2 separate regions of the Homo sapiens genome follow, and region 1 is linked to region 2. The links are chromatin loops, found by intact Hi-C in ENCODE. Cell type or tissue: ovary. All regions are shown on one strand. Region 1 has its middle 6.1 kb from the start of EPCIP. Region 2 overlaps PAXBP1 (PAX3 and PAX7 binding protein 1).

Evidence for each region. A loop is a pair of places that touch in the nucleus more often than their neighbours do. Peaks named below come from ENCODE experiments on the same cell type or tissue, not always from the same donor. Only the 100,000 strongest peaks of a DNase experiment are listed, where the experiment ranks them.
Region 1: a loop joins it to region 2, with 5 times the contacts of the local background. A loop is called at or near these places in 17 of 110 quality-filtered maps.

What each region holds. Positions count from the first base shown.
Region 1 is chr21:32,818,525-32,821,024 of GRCh38, reverse strand. No RefSeq gene overlaps it. Among named protein-coding and RNA genes, the nearest start is that of EPCIP, 6.1 kb to the right of the region's middle. In ovary, no CTCF peak of the experiment used is centred here; a DNase peak (open chromatin) is centred at 1,144; H3K27ac peaks cover 1,231 bases.
Region 2 is chr21:32,766,448-32,768,947 of GRCh38, reverse strand. All of the region lies in intron 2 of PAXBP1 (PAX3 and PAX7 binding protein 1), which reads left to right. Among named protein-coding and RNA genes, the nearest start is that of PAXBP1, 4.1 kb to the left of the region's middle. In ovary, no CTCF peak of the experiment used is centred here; no DNase peak of the experiment used is centred here.

The DNA of each region.
Region 1 (2,500 bases), 52 kb before region 2:
TTCAGTGTTACTCTTAAGGGCGGAAAAACAGCCAATGTCTCAAAATTCCCAGGAGACAGATTTAGCCATACATAAGAAATTATTTTACATAATAGAGCTCTCCAAAAATGAAAAAAATGCTGCTGTGTGAGGAGGCAAGCCTTTCATCTCTGGAAGCATTCAAACTGAGGATAGATTACAAGTAAGTGTCAATAAGACAGCCCTCTTATTTCTAATAGTCTGTGTTGAGTTTATTCTCCAAGCGGGGGTGACCTTCATATAACTGAAACAAGTGACTAGAACTCATGAAGAAGAGCAGGGTTAAGGACAACACTTTAGGTGCTGCTCAAGAAAAGAAAAATAGGCCAGGTGCCATGGCTCACACCTGTAATCCCAGCACTTTGGGAGGCCGAGGCGGGTGGATCACTTTGAGGTCAGGAGTTCAAGACCAGCCTGGCCAACATGGCAAAAACCCGTCTCTACTAAAAATACAAAAATTAGCTGGGTGTGGTGGTGCTTGCCTGGAATCCCAGCTACTCGGGAGGCTGAGGCAGGAGAATCGCTTGAACCTGGAAAGTGGAGGTTGCAGTGAGCTGAGATGGTGCCACTGCACTCCAGTCTGAGCGACAGAAGGAGACTCCACCTCAAAAAAAAAAAAAGAGAGAGAGAAAGAAGAGCCCAAAGGGGAGAGAGAGAGAGAGAGAGATAGAAAGGATGTGACCAGTAAAATAATATTATAAGCACCAGGAAAAAGTTATAGAATCATGCATGACAGTGGAAGACCAAGGAAAGGTTGGCTAATAGTCAGGTGCCACAAATAAGAGAAGTACAGTAAGGCCAAGCAAGTTGTGAGAGGACTTGGAGAGTGAAGTTCCAGTAGATCTGTGCAACAGTGAAATGACACCTAAGTGGCACTACAGAGTCAAGTGACACTTTCTGCATTTCAGAATGAGGAGGCCTTGCACATCTGAAGTCCAAAGAACAGACAGCAGGGATTAAGAGATAGAAAGTACAGGATATTCCTGATATTTATGCTTTAATCTCTATGGTTCTTACCATTTGTCATCAACCTCTATGGGCCAAACCATGTTGTAATTTCTAAATTTTGCCAAGGCACACACTGGAATCACATCCGCTGAGGAACTGCCGCACAAGAGTGAGTCACTTATTTGGAGAGCATGCCTCGCTAGCTGCCCAACATCTGTATCATATCATGCCTTTGTTATTCTCTGCTAATCGTATGTGCTGTAACTATCATGAAGTGAGAGGGACTCCGCTGCTTTGTAGATTCAGATAAGCCCATGGGTAATGTCGCCACTAAGATGATGTATGATGACTACTTTAGTTCTTTAAAAACCATCTAAGGGACTGAAGATATCACTTCGATGCTTCAGGTATTCTTCCCATCATTTTATGGAGGTAATTCCATATGAGGGGTACTCTGAAAAGAGGGATTTTCGAAGCTCTAAGGATACATTTCTTAAAACTATCAAGATCAAGATTCTACTTATTGGAAGAGATGAGGCCATCACTAGAGAAGAAACGCAGGAGTTGGGAAGGGCTGCTTTTAGCTCACAGGTAGAAGAATTTATTTTAGAATCTGGAAAGAAGAAAGAATGTGGCTTAGCCTGATTTTCCCAGAGAGTAGAACATCAGAAAAGCATATATATACATATATGCAAGCACTGTATTGGGAACTGCTATCCCTAGAAGCAAGAGTGAGGGAGAGGGAAGCGGTGAGGGGCAGCGCAAGGTAAGTTACTGCTTGATTCTGTGAACCACCTGAGAAGCCACAAGGCACGCATCTCAGGACTGTCTGCCTGGATTGAGAAAGGAGGAATCCCCCATTGGTCAAAGGATCACTCCATGGAGGCATTAAGTCCCCGGAACTTCAGGTTGCATTCATGAGACTACTAAGGAGTGTTTGCAGTGTCTGTCCCAGGCTGCAGAGATGACAGAGAAGGCTTCGGATGGGAGGTGAGAGGTGCTTGCAAGTTAGTTCTACATGCAGCTGGTCAGGCTCATGGCAGAACTGTCACTACAGTGGCGGCTGGAATCAAAGACAGGTGTGGCTGAAAGGAGCTGAGGCAGTGCTTACGAGGTGTCTGATCCAAGATGTTCATGTTCTAAGGAGTATATAGGTGTGAGCAGGATGGTAAGAAAGCCCTGGTACGATTCCTGGCTCCTCTCAGATGCAAGGCCTTCTCACGAGGCCAGGGATGCTGTGACAGCAGTGAGTATCTGACACAAGTGGAGAAGAGTTATTGCAGCCACTGGGCCAGAACCGCTGGAAGACTTCCGGGATCACATCAGGGGTTCTCAGGAAACCAAGCATTAGGAATTCTTAGTTCTCTGCATTTTCTCCATGAGTGCCTGTACCCTAAAGTGGATGCTGAGGAAGCAGACCATGAGAGGACCCAGAGTGGACTTTGCAGAGGGCAAAGGTCATAGGTAGGGGTCACCTCGGTAGGGGTCAGGGCAGTGTGGATGCAGCAGGGCAGGGAGCTGAGGGTGGATGGAA
Region 2 (2,500 bases):
GAAGATGGATCTTTGATAGTTAAAATTCCGAAAGGGAAGGTATTGGGGGTATGATCAAGGATTAAAATGACTAAAGCTGTTTTGGAAAAGAACAAGTACACCTGACAGGTCAGAGTAGATGATTTGTGAAGGAAGTAGTTAGAAGTTTCATGTGAAAGATACGTTGACAGATTGTGAAGGATGTTCAGTATCCAGTAAGGGTTTACATTTGCTACAGTGGCTTGCCAAGATGGTGACATGATAAATGCGTTTTGAAACTTTAGCCTGGTATTAACATGCAGCATGAGGAGAGATTGGAGGCCTAAAGCAGTTTAAACTCAAGGGCCAGCTTTGATCCATTAATAGTGGGTTTAAAAAGGTCTCACAGTTGAGCAAGAGTAAAGGCTTCTACTGATTTAGTAGGAAATTCTGGATGAGTTAAAAATGTTTTCTGTTGTTTTAGGGGGAGAAGTGGAAAGAAAGAATGATTTGAGAACCATTCCAAGGGAAGAATTGATAGGCTTAATATACACTTTGCCATATTGGATTTAAAAGAAAGAGTCAAATTTGAACTTTTGTCCTGGAGTGTCTTAATCCATTTTCTGCTCCTGTAACAATACTACAGACTAGGTAATTTATAAACAATAGAAGTTTATTTGGTTGACAGTTCTGGAGTCTGGGAGGGCCAAGAGCATGGCACAGGCATCTACTAAGGGCCTTTATGTTGTCATAACATGGTAGAAGGGCAGGTGAGTCTCCAAGACAGAGAGAGAATATCCTGCCAAACTCATCCTTTTATCAGGAGCCTGGGATAATGGCATTCACCTTCTCATGTTGTAACTGCCATTTAAGGGCCCCACCTGTTAATAACGTTACAATGGCAATTAAATTTCAACATGAGTTTTGGAGAGGACACTCAAACCATAGGGTGTCTTGGTTATGAATAATTATATATAGGAATAGAGAAGGCAAGTGGAAGGAGGAATGTTTTTAGGAGAACTGGTTATTTTGGAGTCTAGGAAACTGCCTTATTTTCCTCAGAATTCTTGAGACCAACTATATATGATGAGAGTAAAAGAAAGGTCAGGATAAGTGACAACTGAGAAAGGCCTGTTGTCATGGTTGTTGTATTAAGTCTGTTTTCATGCTGCTGATAAAGACATACCCAAGACTGGGAAGAAAAAGAGGTTTAATTGGACTTACAGTTCCACGTGGCTGCGGAGGCCTCAGAATCATGGCAGGAGGTGAAAGGCACTTTTTACATGGCGGCAGCAAGAGAAAATGAGGAGGAAGCAAAAGCGGAAACCCCTGATAAACCCATCAGATCTCGTGAGACTTATTCACTGTCATGAGAATGGCACGGGAAAGACCAGCCCCCATGATTTAGTTACCTCCTCCTGGGTCCCTTCCACAACACGTAGGAATTCTGGGAGATAAAATTCAAGTTGACATTTGGATGGAGACATAGTCAAACCATATTAGTTGCCATTTATTGTTGGGTTTAGAAATTGAAACAAGTGTGAAGTTGATGAAGCCATCTCTGACCTCTTCCATCCTTCTATCCTCATTGAATTCTGATACTCCACTCACTAGATAACTCCAATTAATGTCCTCTGAAGGCGGAGTCTGATTGTATTGTAGGTTGTCATTGGTAACACTGAAATGAAGGTCTGTCATTAATTGGCAATCCAGAACTCTTCCTACCTTCAACCCTCTATAGTAGGCAGAGACAATTAACTTCAAAATAACCACGGTATTGACTTGAGAACCCCATTTTTCTGATATTCTTAAAATAATGAGTTCTCTTTTTAATTTGAATTTGAGTGGAAGTAGTCAGTGAATACCTAGAGATGTAGATTTGGGGGTGGTGCTTATTGCGGTGATAATTAAAGGTGAATGGAATTGATGAGGGAGCCGTATATAAAGGAAAAATTCCTGAAGACCAAAGACTTCTACTCTAGTAAGCCTACATGTAGAGGAAGGGATTTACCAAAGAGATAAAAGAATCAGGAAGGCCAAAGAGGAAAAGAGAAGAATGTTTCAGGAAGATGATGGTCGCTTGTGTGAACTAGTACAAGAAAAGTCAGGAAAAGTGAGGACCAAGGAGGGGCTATTGGCAAGATTGCCCAGCGTTTCTCTTGAGGGCTTCTGACAGGATGGATGGGAGTGGCCCACCAGCCAGACCCAGTGCCCTCAGAGATGTTTGGAAGAAGGAACATCTTTTGCTAAATTGCTTGATGATGCTATCATATATGAATTAGCCGTGGCTGCAGCCATTGGGTTAGGTTGGGTGAAATCAAAGGCTGTTTGTAGGGTCAAGGCACAAAAGTTGGAGAGGAAGTAGAGGGCAGCAGGTCCACACTGCTTCCTTGGGAAGTTTGGCAGAGAGAGACTAGGCAATAACTAGAGGGACCAATGGAGTCAAGTGGGAAAGCTCTTTTGATGAAGAGAAGCCTGTCCCTCTTTGTAGAAGAGGAGAGGGAGAGCCTGACCAGGTTTAAGGTGAAGTGGGTAATAATTG